2 separate regions of the Homo sapiens genome follow, and region 1 is linked to region 2. Evidence: chromatin contacts called from ENCODE POLR2A ChIA-PET data. All regions are on one chromosome and are shown on one strand. The core of a region is the stretch at or near the end of the contact, and the rest is flanking DNA. Distances in the headings are between cores, read along the strand shown. Region 1 overlaps ARID4B (AT-rich interaction domain 4B). Region 2 overlaps LOC107985465 (a long non-coding RNA gene).

Evidence for each region. ChIA-PET counts read pairs that join two places held with the same protein, here RNA polymerase II (POLR2A).
Region 1: POLR2A ChIA-PET joins it to region 2 with 13 read pairs in H1. The contact joins two enhancer-like sites. POLR2A ChIA-PET finds 5 or more read pairs at or near these places in 2 of 52 experiments (H1 and OCI-LY7).

The regions. Positions count from the first base shown.
Region 1 is chr1:235,301,598-235,307,214 of GRCh38, reverse strand. All of the region lies in intron 2 of ARID4B (AT-rich interaction domain 4B), which reads left to right. Among named protein-coding and RNA genes, the nearest start is that of ARID4B, 24 kb to the left of the region's middle. Within about 2 kb of position 1,919, at least 5 of the 41 ENCODE cell types and tissues checked have a DNase peak (open chromatin) inside an H3K27ac peak, as active enhancers do.
Region 2 is chr1:234,558,748-234,564,935 of GRCh38, reverse strand. It overlaps LOC107985465 (a long non-coding RNA gene), which reads left to right. Exons shown (of 3, transcript XR_001737831.2): 3 at 1-343. Among named protein-coding and RNA genes, the nearest start is that of LINC01354, 30 kb to the right of the region's middle. Within about 2 kb of position 2,380, at least 8 of the 41 ENCODE cell types and tissues checked have a DNase peak (open chromatin) inside an H3K27ac peak, as active enhancers do.

The sequences.
Region 1 (5,617 bases), core at 670-3,169, 740 kb before region 2:
TTGTTGGCCTCCCAAAGCACTGGGATTACAGACATCAGCCACTGCACCCAGCCAGACATTTTCTATTTACTTGTATGGACTTAATTCTGTCTATCCCATTCCCCCTTCCCCCATTATAATTTTTTTTCTCTGTAATTTGTAGGTACAAGTTCTTTCTCTCACTGAAAAGCTTTCCAATTGTAGTTTTTCTGCATTGATGGAGGTAGTGAAGGGGAGGTTCAGGTAATTTACAACTATTGTAAACAGTTTTTATTTGGCATGGTACAGTGTCTAATGCCTGTAATCCCAGCACTTTGGGAGGCTGAGGCGGGGAAAATTGCAAGTTTACTTTGAGTTTGAGACTAGCCCGGCCAACATCGCGAAACCCTGTCTCTACCAAAAATACAAAAAAATTAGCCGGGTGTGGTGGTGCACACCTGAAATCCCAGCTGTTCTGGAAGCTGAGGCGTGAGAATCGCTTGAATCCGGGAGGTGAAAGTTGTAGTGAGCTGAGGTCACACCACTGCACTCCAGCCTGGGCGACAGAGGGAGAGACTCTGTCTTAAAAAAAGAGATTTTATTTAAGGGATCATACAGAGCCCTAAAATTATATATTCACATTTGGAATGTTAAGCAGATGCTTTGACATGATATATTATAAATCTGTAATAATAAATAGTAGTTAATCCTCATATACTTTAGTAATTAGCACAGTCCAATTTTTTTTTTTTTTGAGATGGAGTCTCACTCTGTTGCCCAGGCTGGAGTGCAGTGGTATGATCTCGGCTCACTGCAGCCTCTGCCTTCCATGTTCAAGTGATTCTCCTGGCTCAGCCTCCCGAGTAACTGGGACTACAGGTGTGTGCCACCACGCCTGGCTAATTTTTTGTATTTTTAGTAGAGACGGGGTTTCACTGTCTTAGCCAGGATGGTCTCGATCTTCTGACCTTGTGATCTGCCTGTCTCAGCCTCCCAAAGTGAGCCACCGTGCCCAGCCAGCACAATCTTATTTTTTAGTAGGCATGTAATTTCTAAATTTGTCTTTATTGCTAAAGTAACATCCCATTTATCTCAAACTAACTGTCATCAGTCTTGTCTTGTTCTGAAATAGCATTAAAATATTTATCACACCAGCCTCTTTCCTGGTCATCATGTTCTTTATGCTGTAATTATTATTGTTTTTGTTATTATCATATGATAATTTTGCCACTGCTTATTCAGTGCTTAATATATGTCAGTCTTTTCTTACATTATATGTAGTTTTTTCTTATTTGAAGACAGAGTTTCTTGCTCTGTTGCCTGGGCAGGAATATAGTAGCGTGATCATGGCTGACTGTAACCTTGACCTCTTGGGCCCAGGTGATCCTCCCACCTTAGCCTCCTGAGTAGCTGGGAGTACAGGTGTCCACCACCATGCCTGGCGAATTTTTAACTTTTTTCATAGAGACAGGGTCTCACTATGTTGCCTAGGCTGATCTTGAACTCCCCGGTTCAAGTGATCCCCCTGCCTCTGCCTCCTAAAGTGCTGGGATTATAGGCGTGAGTCCCCGTGCCTGGCCCATTTAAAATTTTAATTCTCAAAATACCCTGAGAGGTACATAGATATATTCTTATTTTACAGATGAAAAACTCAAGGCCGAGAGAGATTATATAATTTACCTAACTAAGGTCATGCCACTAGTAAGTGGCATAGTGAGGATTTAAACCTAAACTACTTCAAACCAGAGCTCCTACTAATATTAATGCTGTTTCTGCCTCTTTAATATATATCTTTACTTGGATATCTAGTTTTCTTAGTACACAGAACATTTAGAAGTGCCAAATACTGTGTGAGTTGTTAGTTGTAAGTGTATGTGTGTTTTTATGTGTGTATCGAGAGGGAGGAGTTTTGAACAAATCCGGAAGTCAGAGGTCTGACGTGGGTCTCACTGGGCATTTCTTCTTCAGGCTCTAGGGGAGAATTGGTTTCCTTGCCTCTTTTCCAGCTTCTAGAGGCTGTATTTCCTCCTTTGCCTCTGGTCTCTCCTATTTTCAAAGCCAGCAGCCTGGTGTCTTCAAATCTGTCTCTGACACTATCTCTCCTGCCTCCCTCTTTCACTTATAAGTATCCTTGTGTTTATATTAAATAGGGCTCACCCAGATAATACAAGCTAATCTCCCCCTTTCAAGGTCAACTAATTAGCAACTCTGATTCCATGTCAGCTTTAAATTTCCCCTTGATAGATAACATTTTCACATGTTTTGGAGATTCGGATGTGGTCATTTTGTGGGGAGGGGGAGTGCATTCTGCCTACCAGAGTTTCCTTAGTGTGGCAAAATGATTTAGCTTCTTAGGCCTCGCTATAAAATGAGATTAGTATTTACTATTTACCACAAAGGAATTTTATGAAGATGGAAATTACGTACTAATACAGACAGGCCATGCATAGAATACACTTAATTAGCAGATGCTTTCTGCTTGATCTTATCTGCTAGGTATATGCTTGTGGTGATGGGTAGTCTCCAAGGTAACCACTGGGTTTGATAAACTCCAATTTGAGTGCCTGACTCTTCTAAAGGCAGATGTTTGTTTTAGAATTCAGCCTTTCCAGACCTTTGCATGATGAGGATGGTGATGATTTATAGCACAATGGTGGAAAAACAGATGAGTGCCCCTTAACTCTTAATTTGTTTTATGATTTGAATCTGTCTTAATCTCTAAGATACAGTTCACTTTTTAAGTAGGCAGCTTTTCTGTTTAACATGATTTTCTAAAGGATTGCTATAGAAGATAATGAAAAGGGACCTTGAGTAATTGCACTTTTAAATCACACAAGATTGTTTTGTATGTGCTCAGATGGTATTTTTTGAAGTTAATGTTGTCATTTCTTTTCTTTTTTTTTATTTTCGGGACAGGGTCTTCCTCTGTTGCCCAGGCTGGAGTGCTGTGGTGTGATCTTGGCTCACTGCAGCCTCCACCTCCTGGGCTCAAGTGATCCACCCACCTCAGCCTCCCAAGTAGCTGAGACTACAGGTGTATGCCACCACGCCTGGCAAGTTTTTTGTAGAGGCAGGGTTTCACCATGTTGCCACGCTGGTCTCAAACTCCTGGACTCAAGATATCTGTCCACCGCAGCCTTCCAAAGTGCTGTGATAATAGGCGTGAGCCACCGTGCCTGGCCTAGGCAATTTACTTCTTTGAGTTTTATTTTCAGTATATGAGAAATGTGGCTAATAACATTTACTTCATTGCTTGCTTTGTTATTAAATATGATGATGCATGTAAAATACTCATGTTTGGTTTATATGTGCCAAAAAAAAATACCTGTAATATATTGTAGAGTTAGGGATGAACCACTTTACTAAATGTCTCCAAATAACCAATTTCTAATAATTTAGAATATGTAGTATAGCTAGTGTGCATTGCATTATGATAAAAGAGTGCTTATTACCTGTGCACCTAATTTTTGGAAGTCAGATTCATATAGCTTTGGTTAATCTTTGTTCTTTTTACATTTTATTGTATTTTAGACAGGGTCTCGCTGTGTTCTGCAGGCTGCAGTGCAATGGCATGATCATAGCTCACTGCAGCCTTGAACCCCTGGGCTCAAGTGATCCTCCCACTTTAGTGTCCCAAGTATTAAATAGCTGGCATTACAGACATGTGCCACCATGCCTGGCTGTTTCTCGTTTTTTTTAGAGATGGGATCTCACTATGTTGCCAAGGCTGGTCTCGAACTTCTGGCCTCAAATGATCTTCTTGCCTTGGCCCCTCAAAGTGCTGGATTACAGGAGTGAGCTACTGTGTCCAGCCTAATCTTCGTTCTTGGAGTCAAGTTGTGTAGGCTTTGTTTTTTGCTTTGCTTTTTTTTTTTTCCCCCACCTCTAGTTTTTAATTTAAAAAAGGACTGGCTTTTAGAACCACTGGAAAATATTTGTTTTGGGGGCAGTGTCTTTAGATAACATAAAATTCAGGAATACAAATTTTGGGTGGAAGATAGTACAGCGTCATTGGTTAAGAATATAAACTCTCTGGCCGGGTGTGGTGGCTCAGGCCTGTAATCCTAGCACTCTGGGAGGCCGAGGCAGGCGGATCACAAGGTCAGGAGATTGAGACCATCGTGGCTAACACGGTGAAACCCTGTCTCTACTAAAAATACAAAAAATTAGCCGGGTGTGGTGGCGGGCGCCTGTAGTCCCAGCTAGTCGAGAGGCTGAGGCAGGAGAATGGCGTGAACCCGGGAGGCGGAGCTTGCATTGAGCCGATCGCGCCACTGCACTCCAGCCTAGGCGACAGAGCGAGACTCCGTCTCAAAAAAAAGAAAAAAAGAAGAATATAAACTCTCAAACTGAATTCTAATCCTGGCACTATTACTTACTGCCTTGTGATGTTAGGCAAGTAATGTAACCTTCTGTGATGCTTAAATTTTAATCTTGTCTGAAATGAGGACAATGATAAAATGTACCTCCTACTTTGGAAGGATTGAATGAGGTAATCCATGTAAAGCATTTAGCATGGCCTCTACTAAGTGACCCACAGCAGTTATTAGTAATGACAAATAAGAGAAAGGAGAAGCAGTGGGCAGGTGTTCAAGTGCTAACGTGTATTGTTTAGAGCAGTGTTATCAATAGGAGTATAATGCAAGCCATGTGTAATTTTAACTTTTATAATAGCTGTATTAAGTAAATAAAAAGAAACAGGTGTTGAAATTCATTATGATAATGTTTAATTTAACCCAGCATATCCAAAACATTGTTATTTCAACATGTAATGATATCAAAATTATTGAGATATTTTACATTTTTTAATACTATATCTTTGAAATCTGGTGTATATTTATACCTATGGCATGTCTCAATTTGGATACTAAATTCTTTCTGTCTTTCTGTCCCCACTCCTTTCCCTCCCCTCCCCTCCCCTCCTTTCCCCTCCTTCTCTTCCACTTCCCTTTCCCTTTTTCCTTCCTTCCTTCCTTCCTCCCCTCCCTCCCTTTACACTTCCCCCTCCCCATCTCTTTCCCCTTCCCCTTTCCCTTCCCCTTCCCTTCCTTTTCCTTGTTTCTTTGTTTTTTTTTGCTGTTTTTTTTTTTTTTTTTTTTTTTTCCGTTTTTTGAGACAGAGTCAGCCAGGCACAGTGGCTTATGCTTGTAATACCAGCACTTTGGGAAGCCGAGGTGGGTGGATCACTTGAGCCTAGGAGTTTGAGACCAGGTTGGGCAACATGGCGAAACCCCGTTTCCACTAAAAATATAAAAGAGTTAGTTGGCTGGGCGCGGTGGCCCATGCCTGTAATCCTAGCACTTTGGGAGGCCGAGGTGGGCGGATCACCTGAGGTCAGGAGTTTTGAAACCCCCTCTCTACTAAAAACACAAAAATTAGCTGGGTGTGGTAGCAGGCACCTGTAATCCCAGTTACTTGGGAGGCTGAGGCAGGAGAATCACTTGAACTTGGGAGGCAGAGGTTGCAGTGAGCTGAGATCAGGCCACTGCACTCCAGCCTGGGTGATAAGAGCGAGACTGCATCTCACAAAAAAAAAAGAATTAGTTAGGCAAGGTGGTGGGCACCTGTGGTCCCAGCTACTCCGGTAGCTGAGGTGGGAGGATTGCTTGAGCCTGGGAGGTGGAGGGAGGTTGCAGTGAGCTGAGATTGCACCACTGCA
Region 2 (6,188 bases), core at 1,131-3,630:
CTCTGAATTTCTGTAGGCTGTATCATTCTGTACCTGCAGGAGAGCGGTGACTCAGCCTGTGGAATAACTCCCTTTCCCTCATTATGACATGTCACCTTTATTTCATTGCTGTGGCATGTTTCTTGCCCTGTGGCTGAAAAACAAGGCAACCCAGTCAGGAAACCAAAGCAGATTCTCTACTTCTGAGTCAAAGCGTGAGGTCTGCCAATCTAGACCTGGAAGACATGCTCTTACACCTTGCCTAATCCTCCAAGGAAGTTGTTTTTCTCTTCTTCAACCCCATCCCTTCCCTCCCACCAAGCCCCTAAGAAGGCATAACCATGGAGCTATTTTTACCTGAAAAATAAATCCAGGGGACGAGATCTTTTAGGTTGCATTTATCAAAACAGTGAATGTTCAGATTGTTGGCTTATTTAAAAATTAAATATTTGTTTCTGCAAGGATTGATTTATCTGGTGTTGGTAGTACTGGGTTACACACTAGGATTCTATGAGTTACACACTAGGATTCTATGACTACATTGCAGCTGGATTGTCAGGCTGTCTGTGGTCATAGAGACAGCCTGGATAATGAATGAATAGAAATGTCAGGGCTTCGAGATTTTCGAGCCCCCTTTCCTTATCTGGAAATGGGGATTAAAAAATAACTCCTTTTTAGGTTTGTTGTAAATGAGAATATATGTAAAGTACATGTAAGAAGATATCTCTTATCTCTATCAAAGTAATCTTTCCTATTGACTTGCTGTGTAACCCTCACCACGATACTGGTTTCTGCCTTAATTGTCCCAAATGATAAAACAGAGATAATTGTATTTGCCTCTAAATCATGTTTTCAAAAACTTGAACTAATGAAAGTATAAATTAGTATAAATTTTCTGGAGGCAATTTAGTTTTATCTATCAAAAAATTATATATGCATGTATGTGTATATATCTCCTTTAATACAATTTTACTTTAGAAATTTGTTATAAGAAACTAATCAGGTATTATTCATAAGTATGTTAATCATGACATTGTTTATAATATGAACAATTACAACAACCTACAAATCCTACAATAGAAGATTGGTTAGGTAAATTATTATACATCATTATATAAAGGAATATCATTTATGTAGTCAGTAAAAATCATGTTGTAGAAGAATATTTATTTTTAGGGCAAATGTGTGTTTTGTAAACAGCAAACAGCCAAAAGGATACACTGGTATTTTTAATAAATAAGAAATGTACATACATACATAGAAAAAAAACACTGGAAGGCACACACTGAAACATTCATCATAATGCTCTTTGGTTGAAATCCAAGTGACTTTTGCTGTCTTCTTTTATGCTTTTCTGTGTTTTACAAGTTTTCTTTATTTCTCTAATTAGAAAAAAAGATCTTAAAATATGCTGTTAGGCAAATCTCCTTTTCAAATGAGCATTATAGTTTAATCCATTATCTCTACCTTTAAAATGCTTTGGAACTACTTAGACAAAACTTTGTAGGCTGGGCGTGGTGGCTCATGCCTGTAATCCCAGCACTTTGGGAGGCCGGGGCGGGCAGATCACAAGGTCAGGAGTTCAAGACCAGCCTGGCTAACATGGTGAAACACCGTCTCTACTAAAATCACAAAAATTAGCTGAGTGTGGTGGCGTGCACCTGTAATCCCAGCTGCTTGGGAAGCTGAGGCAGGAGAATTGCTTGAACCCCAGAGGCGGAGGTTGCAGTGAGCCAAGATTGTGTCATTGCACTCCAGCCTGGGCAACAAGAGCGAAACTCCATCTCAAAAAAAAAAAAAACAACTTTGTAAATGTAGGCATTGAAACAAAGCTGAGAGGAAACAGCTCAAAATGTTGACAATGCTACCTGCATGTCATGGTTCATAGGTGATTTCATGTTTGCATCTTATACTTTGTGTTTTCAAAGTGTCTACACTCTGCATGTATAACTTTTATACAACAGAAAAGTGCTAGTAAAATGTCTGTTGAATAATTATTATTTATAAAGAGCAATATTTTCTGAATGTCTTCTGTGAAAGCCACTTTATTCGGGCTTTTATCTTAGCTGAATTTAGTTTATCTTGCACTCAGTTTAACTGGCTCAAAGAAAGCCCCTGTTTCTCAGTTGCACACTGCCTATTTTGAACAAAACCGAATTTCTTTTTAAAATCTTTCATTCCTACTTAGGGTCATTTTAATTTGCAATACCGAGTTGTTCAAAGCTCAAGCCCCAAGATGCCTGAGGGAACACAGCGCTCAAGCACAGCCAGCCGAACCGGAGGAAGGCCTGAAAACCTTCCAGGCCTGTCTGGCCTCGTGGGATTGTCAGATGGATTCTAGATCAAAGGGGTTTCGGTAAATGCATTAACTCTAGGCTCCTGCTTTCCCCTAAGCCTGGGATCCACTGGATGCTTGCCCATTTGGGCTGAGACCTACGGTGGCTGTTTTTGGAGCAAGGGTGTCTCAAGGTCACATCGAAAGAACTGATTTTTGTGTCTGGTCAAACAACCAGAATGTGTTTACTAACATGAATGAGAATTCCAAGGTCAATTCTGGGTTTCTAGCAAAAGAAAAAAAAAACACTGATATTCAGGATAGGGATAAAGAGTAAACAAAGTGATAGGTCTAGTGCTGAAACTCCCTGTGTGGTAACTACTCTACAGATGCCTCTCTATGACCCCCTTCAATGCATACCCCACCCTCTCGCCAACAAACTGGATCTTATCCTGGACATACAATGGGCAAATAAATTTGGGACCAGATAATGTTTGCCCCCATCTTTTTTCTTTTATTAAAGGACAAGAGTTACTTTTAGTTTTTGAGGAATCTTTATACTATTTTCTTTTTTTTTTGAGACGGAGTCTCACTCTGTCGCCCAAACTGGAATACAGTGGTGCGATCTTGGCTCACCGCAGCCTCTTCCTTCTGGATTCAAGTGGGATTACAGGTGCACGCCACCACGCCTGGCTAATTTTTTTTGTATTTTTAGCAGAGACGAGGTTTCACCATGTTGACCAGGCTGGTCTTGAACTCTAGACCTCAAGCCATCAGCCTCCCTCGGCCTCCCAAAGTGCTGGGAGTACAGCTGTGAGCTACTGTGCCTGGCCTCAGAAGTTACTTTTATATTCGAAAAAGACTCTTACTGACAGATGTGAGCAATGATAATGTGTTCTTAGAATAAACACCACCACAGATTTTTTTTTTTTAATGAAAAGCAATAAAACTAACAAAGTATTTCAGCTGGTGGTACCACAGGGAACTCAGCTGTTCAGGCCAGAAATCTGGGAGTCACCCTGGCCTTCCCCCTCTCCTTCAACCCCATCTCCGATTCCAAATCATCGCTCAGTTTTCTCTAGACCATTCCCTTCTCCAGTTGCCTACTGGTCTCCTAGCCTGGTCCTCATGACAGCCTAGCTTGGCCCCCTGTATCTGCATGCAGGGCGACCTTTGCCCTTTTCCTAGAGTAGACCTCGTGGAATGCAGACCTAACTACTTCATTCCTGCTTGAATCCTTTCCTTACTTGGATAAAACCTGAGCTCCTGGACATGACATTTGGAGACCTCAGGGATGTAGCCTTCCCATATCTCTCTAGCCCCTCTACCACTCCTACTGCCCACCTCCAACCTCAGCAACGCCTGAACTTCCCATAGCTCCCTGTACCCCAGTGGGGCTGGGACCATAAGTGGCAGGGCCCAGTGCACAGTGAAATTGCAGTGCCTCTTGTTCAAAACACAGATTCAAAGCTAAAATTACCAAGAATTTCAAAATGGCAACCACAATGCGTTAAACCCCAAGCACAGGGCCTGTGTGGGTTCTCAGGCCATACACACATGGCCTTCAGGTGTCTTCACCTGTGCTCCCCTGCCCCTCCAGTGCTTTGCCTAGAATGTCCTGCGCAGTCTCAACTACTCTCCTCTTTCTCCGTCAGCTGTAAGAATCACTTGGCTCAGGGATTGGTGCCCAGAAGTCTCCCCAAGCTTCCCTTTCCATGACCTCAGGCCTGGAGCTGGGGTGGGGATTTCTGCTCAGTACTCCCTCTAGACCAGCAATTCCCAAAGGTTGATCCACCAACCATCTACCACATAAGCACCTGGGATGGTTGTTAAAAATGAATCTGACTGGGTGTGATGGCTTATACCTGTAATCCTAGCAGTTTGGGAAGCCGAACAGGGAGAATCATTTGAGGTCAGGAGTTCAAGACTAGCCTGGGAAACATAGCGAAACCCCATCTCTACAAAACACTAAAAAATTAGCCAGGCATGGCTGTGCATGCCTGTCGTCCCAGCTACTCGGGAGGCTGAGGAAAAGGATGGCTCGAACCCGGGAGGCTGAGGAAAAGGATGGCTCGAACCCAGGAGGTCGAGGTTACAGTGAGCTGAGATCACACCACTGCACTCCAGCCTGAGTGACAGAACAAGACCCTGTCTCTAAAATATACATAAATAAATGAGAACAAATCTGAATCTCAGGGGACAGGGCCTAGGCCTCTGCCCTTTAAAAGGTCATCCATAGAGCTCTTTGCAAGCTGAGATTTGAGAATGAGTGTGCATAGCACGCAGGCTCCTCATCAGGGTCTGTGCTCCATTCTTTTGCTTCCTTCATGTCTAGCGCCATGCTAGACAGGCAGGCAGGTGCTTGCTTGATGTCCACGCCTACCTGTGGGATGCAGCTAGCCTCTTCCAGCTTGAGGTCTGCCTTCAGAATCCCACCTGTACTTCTTGATGACAATCCTGAGTCCTTATGGGGAGTTAATGCATCTCTGCATGGCTGCAATGGCTGGGCCACCAAGGGTCCCCAAGAGTGACCCGTGGGGTTGGCACTTCCTGGATGGGGCCGCCAGCTGGTCTGTGCTGGGTCCTTGGCTTCCATTATCCTGCACCCCGAAGTGAGACTCAGCTTGTGCCTTGGCTTCCTGGGAGCTCCAGAAGGGAGGAGAGAGAGGACACTCTCTCCATAGCTGTGTGTGTGACAGGGCATCTCATTTTCCCCGAGGCTGAGAGCCCTCGTGTGAGTCTCCAGGCAGGCTGCAGGCCAAGGAGACTGCAAACGGTGCCACAAGGCCCCACACTGGCAGCATTTCCTCAGCTGTCTCCCTCTTCTTCTTCAACGAAGAGATGGCATCAGGAAATGAACTAAAAACCCGGGGGCCTGGCTCTGGCTCGTGTCAGGCCCAGAGACAGTGAGAGGCAGCAGTGAGCTCAGCTGTGGCCATGTTTGCCCTGGTCCTGGCCCCAGGGCTGGGAGTGTTGATCATAGAATCCAGGGAGTTGTGCCCCAAGCCCAGAGCCAGCCCAGTCCCTGCCCCCTCCAAGCCTGGGAGGCAAAGCAGCACCCACAATGCTGTGCTGGCTGCCTCCTGCACAAGGCCCCAACACAGGGTGCTGGGCATTTCCTTGCACTGGACTTAGGGCTTCCTGATCTCAAGGGGAAGAGTCTACCTGGGGGTGGTGGGTGTGCAGAGGGAGAGCAACTGGCCTGAAATGTTTGGCCACCATTCATTCCTGTCTTCCCTGGTGGAGTGCCAGCGCTGGCAGGTGCAGCTCAGTGATCAAACACTCATTCCGCTGCAAGAGTGTCCTCTCTGTTGGGCTCACCCTTGGCTCAGCCCTGAGGTCCCAGCTGGCCACACCCCCAAGACCAGCCCACAGCCCTCCTGGATCAATGAACCTCTCCATGAGCAGACCAACAGGGGCCCTTGGGTCTCCCCACTGCCCTCCTGCAAGGCATCAAGGGTCCCCTTGAGCAGCAGCCTCTCTTTTTTTTTTTTGAGATGGAGTTTCACTTTTGTTGCCCAGGCTGACGTGCAATGGTGCGATTTCGGCTCATTACAGCCTCCGCCTCCTGGGTTTAAGCGATTGTCCTGCCTCAGCCTCCCAAGTAGCTGGGATTACAGGCATGCACCACCATGCCCAGCTAAGGTTTTGTATTTTTAGTAGAGATGGGGTTTCACTATGTTGGCCAGGCTGGTCTCAAACTCCTGACCTCAGGTGATCCACCCACCTCAGCCTCCCAAAGTGCTGGGATTACAGGCATGAGCCACCGCACCCAGCTGAACAGCAGCCTCTCTTGTCCCTATTTGGAGGTGTAAGCACCAGAAACTAGAGGACAGCTTCACAAAAACTTGGTCTTCTCCCTCCTGTTTTGATTAGATCCAAAGTGCTTTCACTCTGTTTCAAAAATATTTTTGGTTTATTTTATGGCTGTTGT